Linked DNA regions of Homo sapiens: region 1 is linked to region 2. Evidence: read pairs that join two places in POLR2A ChIA-PET (ENCODE). Cell type or tissue: B cell. All regions are shown on one strand. Each heading gives the region's core, and the rest is flanking DNA. Links, peaks and the distances in the headings are about the cores only.

What was found. Peaks named below come from ENCODE experiments on the same cell type or tissue, not always from the same donor. Only the 100,000 strongest peaks of a DNase experiment are listed, where the experiment ranks them.
Region 1: POLR2A ChIA-PET joins it to region 2 with 10 read pairs; 4 of 35 experiments call an interaction of 5 or more read pairs at or near these places.

The regions. Positions count from the first base shown.
Region 1 is chr22:17,935,268-17,947,649 of GRCh38, forward strand. All of the region lies in intron 1 of MICAL3 (microtubule associated monooxygenase, calponin and LIM domain containing 3), which reads right to left. Among named protein-coding and RNA genes, the nearest start is that of MIR648, 40 kb to the right of the region's middle. RefSeq lists an enhancer at 6,492-7,267. In B cell, for the core only: no CTCF peak of the experiment used is centred there; no DNase peak of the experiment used is centred there; H3K27ac peaks cover 1,943 bases.
Region 2 is chr22:18,004,729-18,017,110 of GRCh38, forward strand. The region is part of intron 1 of MICAL3 (microtubule associated monooxygenase, calponin and LIM domain containing 3); the gene reads right to left. Among named protein-coding and RNA genes, the nearest start is that of MICAL3, 14 kb to the right of the region's middle. In B cell, for the core only: no CTCF peak of the experiment used is centred there; DNase peaks (open chromatin) are centred at 5,881 and 6,363; H3K4me3 peaks cover 484 bases; H3K27ac peaks cover 1,406 bases.

The DNA of each region.
Region 1 (12,382 bases), core at 4,332-6,831, 70 kb before region 2:
AATGCCACACATCTACAACCATCTGATCTTTGACAAACCTGACAAAAACAAGAAATGGGGAAAGGATTCCCTATTTAATAAATGGTGCTGGGAAAACTGGCTAGCCATATGCAGAAAGCTGAAACTAGATCCCTTCCTTACACCTTATACAAAAATTAATTCAAGATGGATTACAGACTTAAATGTTAGACCTAAAATCATAAAAATCCTAGAAGAAAACCTAGGCAATATCATTCAGGACACAGGCATGGGCAAGGACTTAATGAGTAAAACACCAAAAGCAATGGCAACAAAAGCCAAAATAGACAAATGGAATCTAATTAAACTAAAGAGCTTCTGCACAGGAAAAGAAACTACCATCAGAGTGAACAGGCAACCTACAGAATGGGAGAAAATTTTTGCAATCTACCCATCTGACAAAGGGCTAATATCCAGAATTTACAAAGAACTCAAACAAATTTACAAGAAAAAAATAACCTCATCAAAAAGTGGGCAAAGAATATGAACAGACACTTCTCAAAAGAAAACATCTATGCAGCCAACAGACACATGAAAAAATGCTCATCGTCACTGGTCATCAGAGAAATGCAAATCAAAACCACAATAAGATACCATCTCATGCCAGTTAGAATGGCAATCATTAAAAAGTCAGGAAACAATAGATGCTGGAGAGGATGTGGAGAAATAGGAACGCTTTTACACTGTTGGTGGGAGTGTAAATTGATTCAACCATTGTGGAAGACAGTGTGGCAATTCCTCAAGGATCTAGAGCTAGAATTACCATTTGACCCAGCAATCCCATTACTGGGTATATACCCAAAAGATTATAAATCATGCTACTATAAAGACACATGCACACGCATGTTTATTGCGGCACTATTCACAATAGCAAAGACTTGGAACCAACCCAAATGTCCATCAATTATAGACTGGATTAAGAAAATGTGGCACACATACACCACGGAATACTATGCAGCCATAAAAAGGATGAATTCATGTCCTTTGCAGGGACATGGATGAAGCTGGAAACCATCATTCTCAGCAAACTATCACAAGTACAGAAAACCAAACACTGCACGTTCTCACTCATAGGTGGGAACTGAACAATGAGACCACTTGGACACAGGGCGGGGAACACCACACACCAGGGCCTGTCGTGGGGTAGGGGACTAGGGGAGGGATAGCATTAGGAGAAACACCTAATGTAAATGATGAGTTGATGGGTGCAGCAAACCAACATGGCACGTGTATACCTACGTATCAAACCTGCATGTTGTGCACATGTACCCTAGAACTTAAAGTATAATTAAAAAAAAAAAAAAGAAACTTTCTGAGATAACAGAAAGAGTTTATATCTTGATTATGGAGATTATGTGAATATATATTCATCTGTCAATGCCCACCTAAAGGCTTAAAAATATCTGTGGATTATTTTGCATGAAAATTATACCTCAATTAAAAAATTCTCTAGAATTGAAAGTCATTATTGTAAAAAGAAATTACCATTAAACCAATAAATTAACAAAAACAAACAAACAAAAAATAGTAGGAGAGGCCCTAAGTCAGAGAAGCTTTTCTGAGTAACTTAAAGCAGAGGTGTGCAGGACAAGAGGGAACAGCACGTGCTTGGTCTTGACTCCTTTGGTAGGTCTCCTCTCTGATGCCACCTTCCTCTGCAAGAGCACAGTGATGACTACGCACGTGTCCCCAACCCCACTACGTATGTAGGTAGCACTTCATGCTTCTCCAAGTACTTCCATGCAGATTATCCCACTTACAACTCGTAGTTCCATGAGTCTGGAAGGCTGATGCTGATGTCTCTTCTTGACAGATACAGAAACAGAAGTCAAGAGAGATGAAATAACATCCTGAGTCGCACAGCAAGCTACCAATGGCACTTGCTTAAATGGTAAATTACCTGCTTTATCTCTTTTGGCTTCTTTCCATCATTACTACTTTTAAGTATGCCAAAGAAATACTCCCTAACTGTTCTACCACAGGTCCTTCTGAGGACCCATCAATTCTCCAAGGATGTTATTTTAAATTGGACAAGGCCAAAGTCTAGCTTTCCCCCCGATCTACTTCAGTCCCATACTTATTTAACAAAAAAGATGGGCCGGGCGTGGTGGCTCACACCTGTAATCCCGGCACTTTGGGAGGCCAAGGTGGGCAGATCACCTGAGGTCAGGAGTTCAAGACCAGCCTGACCAACATGGAGAAACGCCGTCTCTACTAAAAATACAAAATTAGCCAGGCGTGGTGGCGCATCCCCGTAATCCTAGCTACTCAGGAGGCTGAGGCAGACGAATCGCTGGAACCCAGGAGGCAGAGGTTGCGGTGAGCCAAGATCACGCCATTGTACTCCAGCCTGGGAAAGAAGAGTGAAACTCCGTCTCAAAATAATAATTAACAATAATAAAAAAGATGGATTGCTATCAAAAACAGATTGCTAACTTCACCATACCTCAAACTAACCTCTATCATGACACCTGGAAAGTTTAATTATTCTCTCATAACCAGTTTACGTGATTGTCTCCCCAGATTCATGAGTTCCTGGGAGTGAGGACCATGTCTCATCTTTTCAGCATTAAAGCAGTCAAGATATGAATGAAGCCAACAAATTACTTGCAAGAGTGCACATATTCTCTTCACCTTCTGGCAAACAGTTATATTTCAAGGTCAGATGTCAAGCTCAGTACAAGACTTTACAAACATCCCTTTCTTGCAAGGAGGAGGCATGAGAGGTCTGTCGGCCGTGTCTTGCTGATTATAGTATCTATCTTTATTTATTAAATTTTTTTAAAGTGTCAAGCATGGTACTGGGCACTTCACAGAAATATTTTCACTTCATCTTCACAACAATCCAGTAAGAACTCATGATTCTCACTGCACAGATGAGAAAACTCAGGATAACAGGGTAATTAAGTTGGCCAGCTAATAAGCAGAGGATGACAACATTCAAACTCAAGAGCGCCTCACTTTAAAGCCGTAATTATTCCACTTCCCCACAAAGAACTCACAGGTGTCAAGAATGAAATACAAACTAATACCTCCATAGGGGGACCAGAGCAACCAACCGGGAGGGAAGTAGGTTTGAATTCAGATCACTCAATAGCTGGACATACGGCCAAGCTCAGCAGGGTTCAGCCATGAACACAGCTCCACAGGTAATACAGATTTGGTAGGGGTGGGCTGCCTTTTCCCTACGCTGCTGTGTTACCAATGCTCCTCCTTACGAACGGAGGAGGCTGTATTAGGCCGCTGGGATTCTGTGCATTCCTGAGCTTAAACTTGGCAGACCACTGTGCTGCACTTTGATACCAAGCACAATTCTGGACAACAGATTTGGGTGTTGAAATGAATGAGGAGTGCCTTGGTCTAAGCTGATGCTTTGATACCCAGAGTCTTAAAGGACTAAACGGAAGCGTGGCAGAGGGTGAGGCCACTGCTCACTTGTGAAAGTCAGCCCACCCTCCTCCACACCAGTGCTCCTGGCTCAAGCTGACATCTCAAGGTCATTCAGCACGTGCAGCAAAAACCATCTGGGTAACACGTGGTGAAGGTGAAGCACACATCTACACAGGCATTACAGCTCATGATCTGCGTGAGTCTCAGGCTCTTGCTCCCACCCCTGGCTACCATGTACAGTATACAAACTCCCAGTAAAGGGGTGTTGTGGTTGGAATGTTTGTTCCTTTTGAAATTCATGTAGAAATTTCATCTCCAATGTGGCAGTATGGAGAGGTGGAGCCTTCAGGAAGTCATTGGGATTAATGACTAATCCATTCATGGATTAATGAGTTAGTGGATTAATGGGTTATCATGGGAGTGGGACTGGTGTCTTCAGAAGAGGAGAAAGTGACTTAAGTTGGCACATTCAGCTCCCTTGCCATGTGATCAGCCCTGCACGGCCTGCAGAGTCCCCACCAGCAAAAAGGCCCTCCCCTGACACCGCCCCTCAACCTTGGACTTCCCAGCCTCCATAACTGTTAAGAACAAATTTCACTTCTTTATAAATCACTCAGTTTCAGGCATTCTGTTACAAGCAACAGAAAACAGACCAAGACAAAGTGGGTCAGGGAACAGGGCCTGAGATTCAGCCGGCACCCAACTCAGCAAGTCACACACCAGCTGAGGACCAGTGCCACAAAGAAGAAGGGCTGCACCTCCTGCCCTCTCACAAAGGTGCTGCAGGGGCAAGTAGCAGCCACGTATCCCTGCCATCCCCCTAGGAGGCCAAACTCCAGAGGCAGGGCGGGAAGCCTGGGAGACTGGGCTGAATTCTGGATAGTGAATTTGGCCACATGAAGGGCTCTGACTCAACCCTCTATACCTTATGAAGAACAGACCTGCCTCTCTCTGCAATTCTGTTAAGATGGCATCAATGATTTCCAAAGGAGCTAGACAAACACTTTTTTCCACATGTAGAAATGAAAAGCCCTCCCTAGCTGGAGAGTGACTGGGAAACCAGGCTCCTATCTTCCTATCTTTACATTAAATTAGAGCAACTGCCCTCCTCTACAGCAAATAGTCTCAGTCACTTCTGCCTACCTAACGCCAAAAAGAGCTACTCTACGCAAGACACCATGGAAACTTGGATAACCAATTTAAAAGACATCGGGACCAGCAACACTACTGCACACTAATGACCTGAGCCCTTTTCCGCAGGCACAGAAGTATGTACATACTGTATTTACTGAAGATACTAATAATCCCCTAGAGTCAAAGCACCACAGCCGGCAGTCCTGTACCACTCCTAGGCCAGCCAGAACATGCCTTCAGATCACCAGAGAAGGCCCCTGGACTTCATCCCTCTGAAGTTAAGGACAAAAGCTGAGGCAAGGAAATGCCACCATCTGATTATTTTCAATGTATCAATCAATTGTCATTTTACTATCTGCCCTTTCAGGGCCAGTTGGATACAACTTCCAAAATAAGACTTCTTATGGTGAAAAGTATTTGTGAGTCAGCCTATAAAGAGAACTGATCCTGCCAGGTGCGGTGGCATGCACCTGTAGCCCCAGCTACTCAGGGGGCTGAGGTGGGAGGATTGCTTGAGCCCAGGGGATCAATGCTGCAGTGAGCTATGATCGCACCATTGCACTCCAGCCTGGGTGACATAGTGTGACTCTGTCTGAAGAAGGAAGGAAGGAGGAGGAGGAAGAAGGAAAAAGAAGGAATAAGAAAACTGATTCTGATGAAGGCTGTTAAACCCATACATCACAACTTTATCAAACCAAACCCAAAGATGAAAGGGAACAGTGAAGGACTAGTTCCATGAAATAGTCTAGTGGCAGAATACAGGGAAGAATATGACAACTTTGACAGTAAAAGAATAAAAAATAAGCTCATTACAAGGAAAGAGGCAAAGGTAGGGTAAATCCAAGAATATATCATAAAAACAAAAGCAATGGCAGCCAGAGAGAGGATCAGAAAGGGAAACCAGGCAGAAGAGGCAGTCAAAATCAGGCAGAGAATACTCAAGCAGTTAAAGAACCTTTTCCAGATCTGTGGACTAATTTCTCAAAGGAAAGGCTATAAGCCCTACCTCACAGGACAGGCCAGCATCAAATAGCTCAAGAGGTATTTAATCAGGGTAGGATGATTTACACAAAACAAGCCAAATGCCATGTAAACTCCTGTGATATCAGAGCCCTGGGTAGAATTATAAGCCCATCCACTCCTCCCCAACCTACCCACTAAAGAAAGCACCAGACACCCAGTTATGCCTAGGCCACGGGATGAACCCACTAAAGAAAGCATGAGATGCTCAGTTATGCCTAGGCCACGGGATGAATGGGCCAAGCAGAGTACTGCTTCCACTCCGTCTCAAACACAGCAGGTGCTTCATCCACACCAGCTGGACCCCACCGTTCACCTGCTCTCTTCGTCTCATAACAAGTCTTCACTCAGAACTGCTCCACATCATTTTTCTCAGCCTGCATTTGCCCTAAGAGACTCAAAAGACCCCTGCCCAAAGAGATTCCATCATTAGAGAAGTGAACTATGTCAACACCGGCACCGATGTCAGCCAAGTTGAAAACTAGTCATTATGGGGTGGAGATGATGGCTGTCAATCAGTGGATAATGATGATGGCAGGTGTGATCTTGAGCACATCCCCATTCTCAGCTTCTCTGGAAGAAAAGTGTCTGGGGCTTGGAGAGAGGCCAATGGATTATGAGGACTTGCAGGAGACCCTGCCACTGGGTTCTTCCCAGGAGACAAGGGGTCCCCTGCAAAGACGGAAGTCAAAAGACGGAAAGTAGAAACAGGTTGAGCTTCAAATGCTACACCAGAGCAACAGCTGTCATTGTTCATAAAATTCAGGCAGTTCTCAATTTGAGAAGTAACTGCCACATGCTTTCCATATGCCACTCTTGGGATACAGGAACTGAGAAGCGAAGAAGAAAAATGTATTTTTACTATACTGTGAGGTTAGCTGTTTGGTTGACCTTCACAGGGTATACATAAAGCTCATTAGAATCACTGACGAACTTTAAAACTACACCAATGTTCAGGCCCCATCCAGACCCATCCAATCAGAATCTGTGATGGCCTGGGGCAGGCGTGGTCAATCGCTCCCTCCCACCCCCATTCTAAAGTGCCTCCAGGGCCCAGGAGGGGGAAAGCAGAAGGAAGGCCTGGGGCTGCAGCACAGGCAGCGGAACAGGCAGAGGTTCACCCACCTTCAAGCGGGCCTTCTCCCTTACCTGCACGTCAACCACCTGTGTGGCAAATTCCTCCGACCCCTAGCCTTAAGACAACAACAAGGAGAGGCGCCCAGCCACAGCACTCAAGGAAACGACTTGCCTAATCTCGGAGCGTGTCTGTTTTGTTCAGGAAAATGTGAACCAGCTGTAACATTCTGTCTCTCCAGAGGTGCAGCCACACCGCAACATGGCTAAAGATAGCCCGGTGATTGTATGCTTGCAGGGAGGCACAGAATTAAGCACAGCCAAGTGGGCGAAGGCAGTCCATGCACCAAGTGACCGTGGCTGTCCAGCCAGCTGTAGAGTTTCCTCTCACCCAACAAATCAAAGCCCAGGGTGCTCCAGAAGGTAAATGGAGCCCAGCCCCACCAAGAACAGCTCTGTGGGTTGGGAGGGAGGCTTATCCAGTCCTCTGCCTGGTACCACCTCCTGTCAGACATGCCTCACCTCCTCCACTTAGCGGAGTGGTGTGGCTTTAACAGCCAAGCTTTCTAGAAACAGCTGTGAAGGTCTGTGCAGATCCATGGGCATGAAGTGGCAATGATCATATGTAAAATCTAAGGAGAGTGGCTTTCAGACGCTCAGAGACCTCACCGAGTCTGAAGACAGTCGCCAGCAGATCCCTGATGAAAAGGGAGCTTCCTGTAGGGGACTGCTGTAGGGCCACTGCGGAAGCCCTCTGAGGGAGCCTGGCCTCACACTAGGCTTCCAGAGTGTCTGAACAGCTATAGATGACAAGCACCTAGAGATGCCCGTGACGCTGCTGGGCAGCACCAGGTGAGCCAGGCCCGCAGTTCAACCAGGGCAGTCCCAGAGGGCTCCAGCTTGATGGGTGCTGCCCTAAGAGACTTGGGCCAGGCCTGCTCTGCCGAATTCCCAGCTGCACGACCGTCCTCTCTACAGCACAGCAGACCCAGCAAGGTCCAAGGTGAAAGCAGATCTCATTGAGTAGCTTCTGCCCTCAGGCCCTTCAGAACACAGGCGATGCTGAACTCACACAACACAGCCACTGCTACAGAACTACAGTTCACCTCTATGATGGACACATGCTGACAGCAGGAAGAATTCCCAAGCTCTGCAAAGGAACCGAGTGACATTCTTCTGATTATTTTTTATTTCCCTGAAATCAACTCCTCTTCCTACTCTTTCTTGGGCCAGAAGAAATTTCTTTGAAATTGTATCTATCCTTCTTTTTTTTCTTTAAAATGGAGTCTCGCTCTGTCACCCGGGCTTGAGTGCAATGGCGCGATTTCAGCTCACTGCAACCTCTGCCTCCAGGGTTCAAGCAATTCTCCTGACTCCGCCTCCCGAGTAGCTGGGATTACAGGCAACTGCCATCATGCCTGCCTAATTTGTTATATTTTTAGTAGAGACGGGGTTTCACCATGTTGGCCAGGCTGGCCTCGAACTCCTGACCTCAGGTGATCCACCCACCTCAGCCTCCCAAAGTGCTGGGATTACAGGCATGAGCCACCGCACCCTGAGCTGCATCTATCCTTCTCTTAACAGAGAAGATTAAAGCAGACAGGCAAAATATCTCCAGTGAAAAAAGTATTGTTGCTCTCGTGAAAAACAAAGGCTTTTTCCTGATGTGAGAAGCCCTCCTTACTCAAGGTGCCCAAGGCTGCGCTTTATGAATAGATCAGGCGATGTGCAGCCATGGCTCTGCTCCCACCTTTCCCATCTTGTTTGATAGCGTAAACTGGAGGAAACAAAAGAGCAATAATAGCTTTGCTGTCTGCTGTTTTGGGACCTGTCCCATAGAGAAAACAATCAGTTTGAGCTTTATGCCATGACATCATCAGCCACCAATCAGCACAGAGAAGGTGGAGCAGGTTTTGTCTGTGAAACCAACCACTGCAATTGTTAAATTGGAAAAGGCAGTGCAGGTGAGAGATGGAGTTTTTCTTTTACCTTTTTCTACATCAAACTATAGAAGAGAGTGAGAAGCAGAGGACAAAAACCTTTCTATGGAAAAAAACAGGCACCCCAGGGATGCACCTGCACTCCTGCCCCTCTCCACCTCCCACCCCTGCCAACACTGACAGTGGAAGCCTCTGTCCCATCTGCCCAGTGCTCCCCGCCAAGGACAGAGTCAGGGCCTTAGGAAAGCTGTTTTTGGTACCTGAGTGCATGTGTGTGTGTGTTTTCAAACAGGGTTCCACTCCAGTGGAGAGAGAGAAAAAGACTTTGGTTGACATGGACATCAGTTAAAACCTCTATCCAGAAACTAACTAACCAGTGTTTACTTGTGCGTCATAGCTAGAGGTTCTCGGGACTTCATTATTTTCAGCCACTTTCCTCCCAGAAAACACTGGCCATCTCATGAATGAAGCTGTTTAGCCAAGGTTAGAATATGCAAGGAGAGAGGGGGTGGCAGTAGGAGAGGGCGCAGGGTTCCAGGAGAGCAGGGGGTGAAGGAGAATGCTCACAGAGCAAATATTGTTTACAACTGCAGAGCCAAGCTAATGTGATCTCCCGCCTGTTCAAGCATATTATTACATTAAGTCCCGAACAATGAAGTCGGAGGCAGGGAGAGCAGAGCCGACCCAGCCTCCGCTTTGCTAATGGCACAAGGGCAACATTCCATGCAAAGTTTCGGTGTGCAGGCCTCCTGAGAACCCAGCAGTGCCAGGCAGCAGTGAGCACACGCACCCACTGACGATAGGACTGTGGGGACAGGCAGGTGTCAAGAGAAGGGCACTACACCCTTTCACGTGCCGCTCCAGGGGAAAGCAGGTGGGAGAAACCGCATTTTTAACTGAAAATAGGGTACAACTGGACATGTTAAGAGAAGCACAGGCTGCTGGGTCCTCCAACAGCTATCTGAGGGTGGAGCAGGCCACGGCAGCAGATGGGAGAAGAGGCTGAGGCGGAGCAGGGTTCTCCCCACAGTTCCTGGGGACCGCTGTACTATTCACTTCCAGGAACATCACTGCACACCTCTGAGATCATCAAACTTACTAGAAATAATAAATATACTATCAAATGCCACTAAATATGAAGTTCGCACTCAGGCACTGGGGGACCTTTTTTTTTTTTTTTTTCAACAGTATGACCAGGTGTAAAATTAAGATCAAGCCAATAAATATAGGGTCTAATACCTCAGGCTGGACTCAGTCTATACCTATTAGGGCTGAGTGCTGTCAACTCCAACTCTCCCTGACCCCCAGGAAAAAAGCCTCAAGTCCTCTCTCACACACCATTTCAGCCTTTACCTTTCTCCATAAGGAAGCCCCCAATCCCCATATTTCTTTCCCCATTTCAGCCTAGCCGGTGGTGGTGTAAAACGACTGCCAGCCGAGGGCCTGCGTCTCCTTCACCCTCGTCCACTAATGCACATGAAAATCTAAATTAATAGGGCACCTTGGGCGCTGGCCCAGAGAGAAAGCAGGGTCCTTGGCCAGCTCCCTGCACACGCGCTGCCAACATCCGCTGTGGGCTCTGAGCACCCCTGCACAGGCCCTGTGGGAGTAGGAGAGGCACCTCAAAGAAAAACAACCCGAAACAAAGGCACCAGCCAGGAAGACCTTCACCCATTCACATTCCCGGGTGTCCCCAAGTAAAACAGCAGGATTCACATGAGGACCTGGGTTCTTCTCCCTGAGATGTGGAGAGCAAGGGGTAACACGCGCCCTACTGCCCAGGGAGGGGAGGGGCTCAGTAAAGGCAGCGGGCCCCTCTCCACACAGCCCCCATACGCCCCAATTCCACCAGGCACCTCCCTCCCCCACCCAGAATGCCTTCCAGTCTAGCCTCCCACATCAAAGACTACAGCCAAAGCTTCTCTTCTGCCCAGAGAGCAGAGAAAGAAGGGATGAGGGAGAGAAGAGGCTGTATTTAGCAGGAAGACTGAGACAAAAGGGATGAGGTGGGTCACACAGGCCAAGCCCCACAGGAGCATGTTCACTCGGTGGCGGAAGGGCCATAGAAACTGAAGGGCCCAGCTGCTCTCTCAGCTTACAGGGAGGGGCAGACACAGGCCCAGAGGGATCCGAAAGCAATCACCTTATCAAGTTATTCAAAATCCAGATTGAAAGTCAGGACCGGAAATCCTCGCTAGTAACAACAGGGTATTAAGTGGAGGAGAGTGTGGCAAGCAGGTACAGATGACAAAGCAGGCAGCATCTCAAGTCCTTGGCTGGGTATTCCTGGGAGTCCCCTGTGGCTGTCTCAGGGAACAGAGACAGGATGCTCTTGACAGTTTTAACCGGAGCAGCTCTACCTGACCAGGAGGCCAGAGAAGACTGCACTTTCCCTGGCTTCGGGGGTGGGCAGGCACCCCTACTTCCGAAAAGAACAAAAAGAGAACAAAAGCTGCCTCATACCTTGTGGACCATATCAGAGCAGCCAGCACAGCTTGCATTCTCACACTCTGCCTGCAACCAGGACACCGCCTGTGTGAAACAACGACCCACATGTGTATTCACTGCACACACACGGCCCCGGAGAGTTCTTTCATTTAGTGTAGGGAACTAACTTATAAATGGGACACATCTTTGTATGTGCAAAAGATCCCTCAGGCGAGCCTCTGTGAGAACACCCACCTGCAGCCCCGGAATGTCTCAGCACATGCGACACTGAGTCATCTTAGCGCCACACACATGCAGACAGAGGCACTGCACACACATGTGGACACATCCCCAAAGTACCAGGGGACACAAATCCAAAACCACCAGGTGATTGGGGAAAGTTCCTCTTATGTGGAAGATAGAGGAAAAGCCAATGGCTAATGTGATGTTTAAGTGAGGGCTGATCTATTTTCCCCTTCTCTGCTCCAAAGCCATTCTACTCCAAGTGTGCACATCACAGGAGGACCTGAGGGAGTGGTGGGCAAGTTCCTACAAGCTGCCTATTTTTAACCTCTGGTCTTTCCTGCCCTCTTCCCTGGGGAACACCCCTCCCTCTGCTCTCCAGCAAAGGGCCCAGCTGAACCACATGATACCCCTTCCAAGCCGGAAGATGGGTGGGGAGGGCCCTGCTATCGCCTCTCCATACTTCAGATTTCAAAGAGTATGGACTGAGGAATTTGGACAAAAAGTGGGAGGGAAGAAATTGTTTAAATCACAAAGAAAGGAGGAGTGAGACTTCAGAAGAGAAACGCAGCACATCAAATATCTGCTGTCCATCTAAGATCAGAGCCGGGCTGCAAGGCCACATGGCTGGATTGGCCCCCTCTCCCCACTTCGTTCTCCCAGGCCAGCCTACAGCCGCTGCACGCGTTCATCTTGCAGCCTGGGCCCTGCCAGCAAGACTGTGCCCGCCAAGACAGCCTCTACACACCCAGAGGACAGTGGGCCCCCCAGCATGGCCAAACTGCCAATGAGACAATGTTTTCCCTTCATGAAGAGGTAACTGGGACAAGGAAATCCCTTAAGGAAAGAGGAAAAGACCTCGGTGTCTGCCTTGCTCCAAACTCCAATTTGCAGTCCAGCTTTCTCTCACCTTCACCGTGTTCTGTGCGCACCACTGAGATAGAATTACCAACATGAACTGAACAGTGAATTCTGCTCATTCTGGTTTTGCATCAACCTATCATTGTAAAATCAAAGTATGAAAGAAAAGATGCCTCAATCCCCTCAAGATCAAATTTTTATCTTATTTTTATTTGCTCTGTTGTCCAGGCTGGAGTGCAGTGGTGCCATCATAGCTCACTGTTAACCTCCAACTT
Region 2 (12,382 bases), core at 4,662-7,161:
TTCGCCTTAGTACCGTTTTGCCTTCCTGAGGAAAACACAAGAGCTTAGTGAAACTGATCTGCCCGAGTGCACACAGAGGTCTGACATCTAGTGCCCCCACCATAACTCCACAACGCAATACTGTCTTGAGTTTCTTAAGAATCTACTGCATGCCAGATGAAAGATAATCTCATATATTTACTTATTTATTTTTATTTTTATTTTGTTTTTTTTTATTTTTTTTGAGGCAGAGTCACACTCTGTCACCCAGGCTGGAGTACAGTGGCGCAATCTCGGCTCACTGCAACCTCTGCCTCCTGATTTCAAGCGATTCTCATGCCTCAGCCTCCCAAGTAGCTGAGATTACAGGCTCGTGCCACCACGCTTGGCTAATTTTTATATTTTTAGTAGAGATGGGGGTTTCGCTATCTTGGCCAGGCTGGTCTCGAACTCCTGACCTCAGGTGATCCACCTGCCTCGACTTCCTAAAGTGCTGGGGTTACAGGCGTGAGCCACTACGCCAGGCCTCATACATTTATATTATGTTTACATTTATTTCTATACCTATAATATCATTTCAGTCTCAAAACAGTCATGTGAGGAGAGTTGGTAGAAGTCTATTCACAGATGAGGAAGGAAACTACAGCTCAGAGAGCATGACCGTTTGGCTAAGGTAGCAAGGCTGGTAAGTAACTGAGCCTGGCTTTCCACACTGCATTCTTTCCATTGCAATTCCTGCCCCCTGCGTGAACACAACCTTTTTACATGTAACAACCAGAGAAGGAGGAAACAAATACAAAATAGCAAAACCTAAGCCACAGGGTTTAGGGAGTGTGGTACAAGGAGTGCTTACAGGGGGCCAGAAAACAAGTCAAAGAAGACTTCTATGAAGGGTGAGATCACTGTGGACTTCTTTATACTGGTTTGTTGTTTATATTCTGCCCATGAGAGTGTGTCTTGGACACATCTGGCAGATTCAATAGCAAAAGGCCACAAAACTGCCCCGTACCGCTGGAGTGCTGGTGGCTAGAATTAGCCCCATGTCAATGAAGAAGGGACTTCTGTGTGCAATGCTGCTGCCGACCAGTTTGGGAAAGTTCTCAACTGGCTGTTTAGCAAACTATCCTGCTCCACCGGCAGTTTTAACACTCCCCTGCAAATACAGGCTGGGCTCATTATTTCTTCTTTTTCAACTGTTGACATCCTCACAGGGTTGGAGAGCCTAGCAAAATTGTGTGGGAGCAGCAAACTTTTAATATTGATTAAGCAGCCTGAACAAGGTGATTGTGAGGCCAATACTTCTGAGTTGTTCTTTGCCAGGTCCAGCCATAGTCAATCAAGTTAATTCTCACTCCCATAGCTCTCTCTTTTCTCATCCCCAGAGAGCTCTAAAATGTCTCTGCTTATCTGAGTGCTTTCTTTATGCATTCAAACATTTATTGGGCACCCACTACAAGCAAAGAACTGGCAGCTTGTGTGGGGTTATCCTGATGGATCCGCACATGAAGTGTGTACTTAGTGCATGGGGTGATTAAATATCAGACCCCCTTCCGTAAGGAAGGAATCTGCCTGAGAACCTCAGAGAGTGCAAGTGGATCCCATCTACGGCGAAATGTAGGTGCTCACGTTGGGAAGTCTGCCCCCCTAGTAGGAGAAGGAGCACTAGGTTGAGAAATGGCCCTGGGTTGGGGAGATGGGCAGTGTCCTGCGGAGGTGGAGAGTGCCCAGAAATAACTGGACACTTAGTAAACAATAGGGAGAATCATCTAATTCAATCCGCAATGGAGCCGGTAGAAGATTTGTGGAATATGCTATCTTATTTTCAATTTAAAAAATATTTTCTGGGCTGGTGACGGTGGCTCATGCCTCTAATCTCAGCAGTTTGGGAGGTCGAGAAGGGCAGATCACCTGAGGTCAGGAGTTTGAGACCAGCCTGACCAACATGGAGAAACCCCGTCTCTACTAAAAATACAAAATTAGCCAGGCGTGGTGGTGTATGCCTATAATCCCAGCTACTGGGGAGGCTGAGGCAGGAGAATCGCTTGAACCTGGGAGGTGGAGGTTGTGATGAGCCGTGATTGTGCCATTGCACTCCAGCGTGGGCAACAAGAGCGAAACTCTGTCACACACACACACACAAAAAAATTCTGATTTCTTTTTTTGTTTTGAGACGGAGTCCCTCTCAGCCACCCGGACTGGAGTGCAGTGGTGCAATCTCTGCTCACAGCAACCATCATCTTCTGGGTTCAAGCGATTCTCTCGTCTCAGCCAACTGAGTAGCTGAGATTACAGGCACCCGCCATCATGCCCGGCTAATTTTTGTATTTTAGTAAAGACAGGGTTTCACCATGTTGGCCAGGCTGGTCTTGAACTCCTGACCTCAGGTGAACTGCCCTCCTCAGCCTCCCAAAGTGCTAGGATTACAGGCGTGAGCCACCGCGCCCGGCCAATTTTCTGATTTCAAAAGTAATACATGTTCATTGTAAAAGAATTTTTTAAATAAAGTACAAAAAATAAAAATACCCATTACGTTCACCAGCATATCATTGTTACCATTTTGATGTATGTGTTTTCTTGTATTTTTCTGTGTACATGTGTCATATATCTTCTTTTTCTGTATTATCTTTTTAACAAAATTTGATCAAACTGCTTTGCAATCTACTTTTCTACTTAATAGGCTAGGAATTTTCCTATGCTATTCTACATTACTTAAAACATGATGGTTTTTTTTTTCTTTTTTAGAGTCAGGGTCTTGTTCTATTTTCCAGGCTGGAGTGCAGTGGCACAGTCATAGTTCACTGCAGCCTTGCACTCCTGGGCTCAAGTGATCCTCCCACATCAGCCTCCCAAAGTGCTAGGATTCCAGGCCTGAGCCACTATGCTCAGTTTTGTTTTTGTTTTTGACTTAAACCAGTTTTGATCAGCTATCTACCACTGGCTAGCAAAGTAAAAAATGCATGATGGGGCCGGGTGCTGTGGCTCACGCCTGTAATCCCAGCACTTTGGGAGGCCGAGGCGGGTGGATCATGAGGTCAGGTGATCGGGACCATCCTGGCTAACAAAAAATTAGCCGGGCATGGTGGCGGGTGCCTGTAGTCACAGCTACTCGGGAGGCTGAGGCAGGAGAATGGCGTGAACCCGGGGGGTGGAGCTTGCAGTGAGCCGAGATCGCACCACTGCACTCCAGCCTGGACGACAGAGCGAGACTCCATCTCAAAAAAAAAAAAAAAAAAAAAAAAAAATGCATGATGGGCTGGGTACGGTGGTTCCCGCCTGTAATCTCAGCACTTCGGGAGGCTGAAGCAGGTGGATCACTTGAGGTCAGGAGTTCGAGACCAGCCTGGCCAACATGGTGAAATACTAAAATACTAAAAATACAAAATTAGCCTGGCATGGTGGCAGCCTGCCTGTGATCCCAGCTACTCAGGAGGCTGAGGCAGGAGAATCGCTTGAACCCAGGAGGTGGAGATTGCAGTAGCAGAGATCGTGCCATTGCACTCCAGCCTGGGTAAAAAGAGCGAAACTCCACCTCAGAAAAAAAAAGCATGGTGCAATAGGAGCTCAGTCCATCCCTTCCAAGCATTCCAAATAGCACACCCGTGACTGCCACCAGTTCAGTTTATCATGAACCCCAAGGGCATTCAGCTTTAAGCAATCTCCAGGGAAATCCCAAGCCATGTGTAGTCTAATGGCCCCCAGGATGCCTGGACTGGCTCAAAAGCCCATCCCATCCTATCCATTGGATGAGAGAGTCAAGAAGGAAGAACAGAGTGGTTTAGAACAAATTGATTCCTGGGCTGCATTCATAGTCCTGTGGACCTACTGAAGACATGAAAGGCTCCATGTTCTTGCCCCTCTTCTACACGAAGGGACTGGTTTGGAACCAACTTAATCTTCTGTAGAAAAGCTAAGAAGATCCATGGATTGGGATGTCTTAGAGCTCGAAGACATCATTCTAGGTTCTGGGGTTTATTTCTAGGCTAATATCTCATAGTGAGGTTTAAGAAAATTACATATCTTTTACTTTTTAACTAATTCCAGACTGATTTGCATGTTTTCACCCTGCCAGGAAGAAGGAAATTAAGATTGGGTGTGGTGGCTCCACCCGTAGTCCCGGCACTTTGGGAGGCCAAGGTGGGAGGATCACTTGAGCTGAGGAGTTTGAGGCTGAGCACCACTACACTCCAGCCTGGGCGACACAGCGAGAGGCTGTCTCTTCAAAAAAGGGAAATTAAAACGCAACTTGACAAAGTTGCAAATCTACTTCTGCATTAGTTTCTCACAATATAATGGTTCAAAATTGGGTGATTTTTCCCCTAACTGATTGGCATGTGTATGTTCAGCAGTAGCCAGAAATTCTATGCAGTGGAAACAGACAAAACCAAGATGGGACTATGCAGAAGAAATCTCTAGTTACCAAGGCACTGCAAAATAAAGTCTACAATTGCACATCACAATCATCACCAAAACAGAGATTTCTAGAGTCCTTCTGTAACTCGCAGAAGACTCCTTCCCTAAGCCAATTTGGCCTGGATTCTTGAAAGTCTCTGGGAAACACGGCAAATTTTATAAACAGGGTTTTTCTGGACTTATATTCTCATATTCACTACATCTAAGAAAAATTTATAAAATATATATTATATATAAAGATATATTAAAATACACACACACACACATTCTGTAGGACTTGATTCTTTGAACACAGACCTTAGAGCTCTGTGCTCTGCACTAGACAGGAGTAAATGCTATACCTCTGCAGAACTAAAACAAGTAAACTTGCCCTTGTCATTGGTTCCTTTTGCAGTGAGGAGGGGAAGTCTTTCTAGTCCTACCTTCCTCCACTGCTCAGACATGTTGCTATTAAAGATAAAAGCAGTAGGCTAGGCATAGTGGCTCACGCCTGTAATCCCAGAATTTTGGGAGGCCGAGGCAGGAGGATCAGCTAAAGCCAGGAGTTTCAGACCAGCCTGGGCAACAAAGCAAGAGCCTGTTTCTATAAAAAACACAAAACTTAGCTGGGCCTGGTGGTGCATGCCTGTAGTCCCAGATACTCAGGAGGCTGAGGCAGGAGGATTGCCTGAGCCCAGGAGGTGGAGGCTGCTGCGAGCTATGATGAGGCCAACTGCACTCTTGTCTGGGTAACAGAGTGGGACCCTGTCTTTAAAAAAACTAATAATAAAAAAAAAAAACACTGGCTTCAAAATTACATGTGGTCAAATTCAGCCCAATTGGGTTCTATCTGAATATGACTTATTTTACACAGCTCTGTTTTCAACTGTGAAACAGAAAATGACAGAGGGAAAGGACTGAGGGAAGGGAAGGGAGGGGAGGGAGGGAAGCAGGGAGAAAGCATATGATACTTCCCATTTAGGAAGTGGAATAGCGGTAGAAGAGGCCCTGATAAAGCCTCAGAATGGAACTAATGAACTTGAAACCGCCAGCATGCACATCGGCATTTTCAGATTTCAGAGAAGATGCACCTGAGGGGAGGAGCCTCTTGTAGGGAAGGGAAAGATGTCAAGCCTTCCTTTGTCCTGTGCACAGGACAGACTCCAAATCCTTCTCTTCGCTCCCATTTGAGATCATGTGAACTTCTGTTTGATTTAAGCATCTGAGTCTTTTTCTTTCATTCATCCCTTGGTGTCTGTGATGGGCAAGGCACTTGTCTGGTTGCTGAGAGCTGTGCAGAGGACAATTAGACATGGTGTCTGACCTTAAGGAGCTAACAATAGTGCAGGGAAAGTGAGACTTGGATAGAGAGAGTCTTTGTCAGGTGGAAAGTGCTGTCTCAGACTGAGAAGCCTTCCATCTAAGAGAGCAGGGAACGTTCTATAGAGGAGGGGGTATTTGAGAGGTCCCTCAAAAGAATGGTAGGATTTCATGGGGAGATGAAAAAGGTATTCTAAGAAGTGAGCTTCCCCTTTTCTTTTCTTAGCTCCCACTGGCAGAAAAGGAGCAGAGTTCCTTCCACCTTGAGCCAGAGATTTTCAGGCAAAGCACCTCACTGCCGGGAGGTGGAGACCTGGAGGGTTAGAAAGAAGGAGAATTGAGAAGGATAAATACTAACATGTTCATAGCCAGGTGAATAGAGGGATGGGTGGGGAGTTGGGTGTTTCAAAATTATATTCATTTTGCTTATTTGTACTTTTTCATTTGGGAAGAGAATGGGGTATGCCTTTCCCCATACTTTTGTAATGGGGAAAAAATAAACACAATTGTAAAATAGCAGCCCTTCCCTGGCAACAAAAAGAAAAAACAAACAGGAAGAAAAGAAAAGCGATTGAGAAGAACCTGCATATCTCTTTGAGACTGAATGTCTCCTCTGTGCTCTGGCAGCCTCAGCGATCACAGGCCTGCAGTGCTGCTTTTGGCCCTGCTTGGAAACCCCCATGTGAGCACCAGCAATTGCAGCTCGGCCTCCAGGGACTGTATCACACCACAATCATTGATTTTCATAATCAATGCCATCATTGACAAGTAGGCAGAGAGATAAATGCTCTAAAATCATCTAGGCCCCTTGGGCCAGATGTTCCCAGCCTTATCAAGAAGAGAAGCTGGCTGGGCGCAGTGGCTCATGCCTGTAATCCCAGCACTTTGGGAGGCCTAGGAAGGCGGATCACCTGAGGTCGGAGTTCGAGACCAGCCTGATCAACGTGGTGAAACCCCATCTCTACTAAAAAATACAAAACTAGCCAGGCATGGTGGCACACGCCTGTAATCCCAGCTACTCGGGAGGCTGAGGCAGGAGAATGGCTTGAACCTCCCAGGAGGCGGAGGTTGCGGTGAGCCGAGATCACTTGCAGTGAGCCGAGATCACGCCATTGCACTCCAGCCTGGGCAACAAGAGTGAGACTCCGTCTAAAAATATATATATAAATAAAGGCCAGGCGCGGTGGCTCACACCTGTAATCCCAGCACTTTGGGAGGCCAAGGCAGGCAGATCACGAGGTCAGGAGATCGAGACCATCCTGGCTAACACGGTAAAAATATTACTATATTATAGTAAATATACTAATTAAATATACAAAAAAAAAATTAGCTGGGTGTGGTGGTGGGTGCCTCTAGTCCCAGCTACTTGGGAGGCTGAGGCAGGAGAATGGCGTGAACCTGGGAGGTGGAGCTTGCAGTGAGCCGAGATCGCACCACTGCACTCCAGCCTGGGCGACGGAGCGAGACTCTGTCTCAAAAAATAATAATAATAATAAAATAAATAAATAATAAAAAATTTTTTAAAAAAGAACTTAGAGCAGGGTCTGGTGGCTCACACCTGTAATCCTAGCACTTTGAAAGGCCAAGGTGGGCAGATCACCTGAGGTCAGGAGTTCAAGACCAGCCTGGGCAACAGGGTGAAACCCCGTCTCTACTAAAAATAGAAAAATTAGCCAGGTATGGTGGCGGGAGCCTATAATCCCAGCTTCTCAGGAGGCTGAGGCAGAAGAATCACTTGAACTTGGGAGACGAAGTTTGCAGTGAGCAGAGATTGTGCCACTGCACTCAATCCTGGGCGACAAAGCAAGGCTCTGACTCAAAAAAAATTAATAAATAAGAAGAGAAGTTACTTTTTGTTTCCTGAAAAGCTTCACTTCCTGACAATGAAGGCCCTGAGGAGCGAGTGGACAGCTGGCAGCTGGCAGTCATCAGTGGGGAAAGGCAGAGGTACCACTGTTGACTCTACTGGGCCTCAGGCCTCGGCCCTCATGGGGAGGGACCCTCTTTCAAACTTTTGGAGGGGTAAGGGAGGGCCAGACAGTGCTGAGACCAAGGCGATAGTGGTGGGCGGGGGGCCTGAAGTTCCATCATCTAATTGGGCTTCTTCACGGGTGCATTGCCCATAAGTGCCATATTGATTCCCTCAGCTCCCAGGGCTGCCAGATAGGGCCGGGGCGGCCAGAGCCTCCCAGCCAGTCTCCTCCTGCAGGAGCACCTTGTCAGTTTACCTCAGATATTTGCTGCTCAAATACCATCTTCTGTGTGTATCACAACATGACACGCCTACGAAGAATGCTGAGCTAGGATTTCTAGATGTACTGTTACATGGTGATTTACTGGTCTGGAATTGCTGCCTTGCAGGAGGTCAGGTGAAAACACTACCAGCAAAACCAAGCATTTATGGAGCCACTCCCTTGTACCAGGTCCTGGGCTGGGATGTCTGACTGCATCAGCTCCACGGTGGTAACTGTGGCTTTAGCCTGCCCAGCATTCAGACCCCCTTGCTTGGTAACAGTGCCTACATCTTAGCTTCTATTGTGGAAACTACCTTTCCCCCACTGCATGCAGGTCTGGTGGGCATGGGGATGGAGGCACCTTGCTCTCCATCCATGAGGAAGGCAGCACATGGTCCAGCCTCATCTAGTCTGACCTCTCTTCCTGGAAGTTGAGTGTCAAGCAGGGAGCCGCAGAACTGAAAACAACCGGAGCTGCTTCATGCAGTCAAGAATCCCCTGAAGAAAGAAGGCAGTTACCTCCCTATTCTTGAGATCTCTTCAGCTGGCCTGGCTCTCATCCTTTCCAAGACCTGGCTGTTTGCTTTGCATTCAGTTATATGAGCTAATTCATATCCTTCTAATAAATGTCTTCCATCCTTCTCCAAAGTTAGCCCTAGAGCATATTGCTGTTGTTTACAATCAGAAAGCCCTAGAGGTGTACTCTCTAATTCTCTTAATAACCTCATTTTTCTGTCATTACTCCTGTTTTAGTACAGGTAGCTGAGCTTCAGAGAAGTTAAAAGATGTGCCCAAGGTGGCACAGCTAATGAGTGTCACAGTCAGAATCTGAACCCAAGTCTGTCTGATGTGGGGTCATGACAAGAGCATGGGTTTTCTTGGGAGAGAAAAATGACTTCAAATCCCCACTTCCCACATAAAAATGCACAATGGGTGTAGCAATGCCGAAGCCACAGAGCTGTTGAGGGTGGATGGAGGTGACGCATAGGAAAGCACATGGCCTAGGGTATGTGCTTAGTAAACAGAAATGCCTGTCCCTAAGAATGAAAATTATTTTATCTGCATAGTAAATTAAAGCAATTGGCACTTTTAGTCCAAAGATTACTGCTTCTGAGTTGATCCAAATACAATCTCTCTATCTCCCTCCCCCTCTATTTTTTTAAAAAGAGAAACAAGGTCTTGCTATGTTGCCCAGGCTGGCATGCAGTGGTACAATAACAGCTCACTGTACCCTTGAACTCCTGGGCTCAAGCAATCTTCTCACCTCAGCCTCCCCAGTAGCTGGAACTATAGGTGTGTGCCACCACACCTAATTTTTAAAGTTTTTGTAGAAACGGGGTCTTACCATGTTGCCCAGGCTGGTATCAAACTCCTGGCCTCAAGGAGTCCACCCACCTCAGCCTCCCAAAGTTCTGGGATTATAGTCATGAGCCATCATGCCCGACCTCTCTCTCTCCCTCTCTTAGACACACACACACACACACACACACACATTTCTTGGTTTCCTGTCTGTGGAAGTCCTACCAGAAAATTCAGATGCCCTTAGGAAAAAGAGCACAGGGTGCGCATAATACAATCGAATTCTCCCATCCAACATGCCTTGGGAGAAGGAATAGAGTAAGAATTTTCATTCCTGTGAAGGATGATGAAAATGAGGCACTAAGACACTAAATATTTATCTCGAGGTTATGTAGCAAACCAAAGGTTCAGGAGAACCCAGGAACTGTATATTAGGCCATTCGATCTGAAAATACCAGAGCCTGGAAGGAAGAGAACAGCTTTTCCAAGTTGTTGGATTTGTTCCTTCTCTTACCTTCTTCCCCTTCCCTGTTTCCCACTTCAAAAGAAAAAGCTCCATCACTTAAACATCTACATTAGGCACATTTCTAAAAAAGCTTCCCCAGAGCTCTGTTCATTACATACCCTTCTTTCCCCTAGGAGTTGTGACCTACTTAAAATATTCTTACAATTCTCTTAATGGGGGAAAAAGTCCCCAAAGATATGTTCCCTATGCTGGAAAAATTAAAGTCCTAAAAATAAGCAGTTAAAGAGAAAGTGTTAGGCCAGGTGCAGTGGCTCATGCCTGTAATCCCAGCAATTTGGGAGGCTGAGGCAGGTGGAGCACGAGGTCAGGAGATCGAGACCATCCTAGCTAACACGGTGAAACCCCATCTCTACTAAAAATACAAAAAATTAGCCAGGCGTGGTGGCGGGTGCCTGTAGCCCCAGCTACTCGGGAGGCTGAGGCAGGAGAATGGCATGAACCCAGAAGCTTGCAGTGAGCCGACATTGCGCTACTGCACTCCAGCCTGGGCGACAGAGTGAGACTCCATCTCAAAAAAAAAAAAGAGAAAGTGTTGCTTGTACTAAGATTTCTGATGCTTTTTCAGAGATAAATTCAAGTTTTCCCAGGCCTGTGATTGTGAAAAGTACAACTAAAAGATGGCCTTGGCATTTATTCAGCAGTCAGTAGATATTCACAAACTACCTGCCGTAAGCAAGGACTTCACCAAAGTTAAATGACAGCAAGAGGAAAGAAAACCCACACAGCTTGGATTTATTCAACATAATTGTGACTCTTGGGATTCTTCTGGTTTCTGGGGCTAATAAAAAACATTCTACTTTGTAATATATCATAATTTCTGAGATTTCTCTTTTCTTCTACATTCATTTCTTCCAATCTCGAAGGTTTTATTTGAGGGTGCTTTGTTATTGAAAAGGCAGTATAATAACAGCAAGAGAATTTTACAAATTTAAGATTTAAGACTCATCTTTTTTTTTTTTTTTTTTTTGAGATGGAGTCTCACTCTGGAGTGCAGTGGTGTGATCTTGGCTCACTGCAACCTCTGCCTTGTGGGTTCAAGTGATTCTCCTGCCTCTGCCTCCCAAGTAGCTGGGATTACAGGTGACTGCCAGCACACTCGGCTAATTTTTGTATTTTTAGTAGAGACGGGGTTTCACCATGCTAGCCAGCTGATCTCGAACTCCTGACCTCAGGTGATCTGCCTGTCATGGCCTCCGACCACGCGCGACCCTAAGACTCATCTCTAATCCATCACTTCAGCACAGCTATGGCACAGGCACACAGATTATTACAGTTATGAACATGATGTGCTTGCTATGTTCTATTCGCTATTGTTCCTTTTATCAAAAGTATTTTCCATGTTTCTTTCTACATGCCTCTTGATTTAGGCTTTGGTTGTGAATGCAAGATATTCCATTGTATAATGTACCAACAAAATTTTAAACTGTCCCTATAATATTAGACATTTCAGTGATTTCTACTTATTTCTATTATAACCAACACAACAGAGGGTATTTTTTATGCATCTGAAATTTAAAAAACCTTTGTTAACTAACTTTATTGGGATAAATTCCTGGGTCTGGTAATTATATGGCTTTTCCTATATAGTGGTAGTAATTTTATGGCTTTTCCCATATATTATCATGTTGCATTCCCCACAAATGTTATCAATTTATAATGCAACCCACAATAAATATGGAATTTTACTGTAACCTCAATAGCATTATGTTGCGGTTTTGAAAAATTATTAACCATTAGCAAGAAGCATAACAGTATAATGGTGTTGTAATTTGCACTTTTGATTGCTATCAACAGTGAACACATATCAATGTTTTGTTCATTGCATTGCCTCATGTAGATGAATTTCTTTTTATGAACTGTGAATTTATCCCTGGAGAGTTGTTTTTTGTCCTCCAGTCAGGTTTATTCAGGTATAATTCACATATCAAAAAGTTATTCTTTTTCGTGTGCAGTTCTATGACTTTTAACAACTATAGACAGGTCACTGAATGGTTCTATGATCCTGAAAAGTCTCCCTCTGTGCCTTTGTAGTCACATTCTCCCTCCAAACAGCCCTTGGCAATCACTCTTCTATTTTCTTTCCCTGTAGTTTCAACTTTTCCAGAGTGTTATATAATTGGAATCATATAGTAGACAGTTATGCACAGAATTGTAATGTTTTAAAACTCTTTAAAATGTTTCTAGGCCGGGTGCGGTGGCTCACGCCTGTAATCCCAGCACTTTGAGAGGCCGAGGCAGGCGGATCACGAGGTCAGGAGATCAAGACCATCCTGGCTAACACAGTGAAACCCCGTCTCTACTAAAAATACAAAAACTTAGCCGGGGGTGGTGGTGGGCGCCTGTAGACCCAGCTACTCGGGAGGCTGAGGCAGGAGAATGGCGTGAACCCGGGAGGCGGAGCTCGCAGTGAACCAAGATTGCTTCACTGCACTCCGGCCTGGGTGACAGAGCCAGACTCTGTCTCAAAAAAAAAAAAAAGTTTCTTTTCTTTCTGCAGTATTCAAAATGCTTTATTAAAGGTTTGGTTCAACATCAAAAGAGCAGTATGTAGTGGGGGGAACAGAAATTGTAACTAATTTACCACTAACTTTCTTGCACCACCACACTCAGGAAAAAAGCCGTATAGAACCTGGCC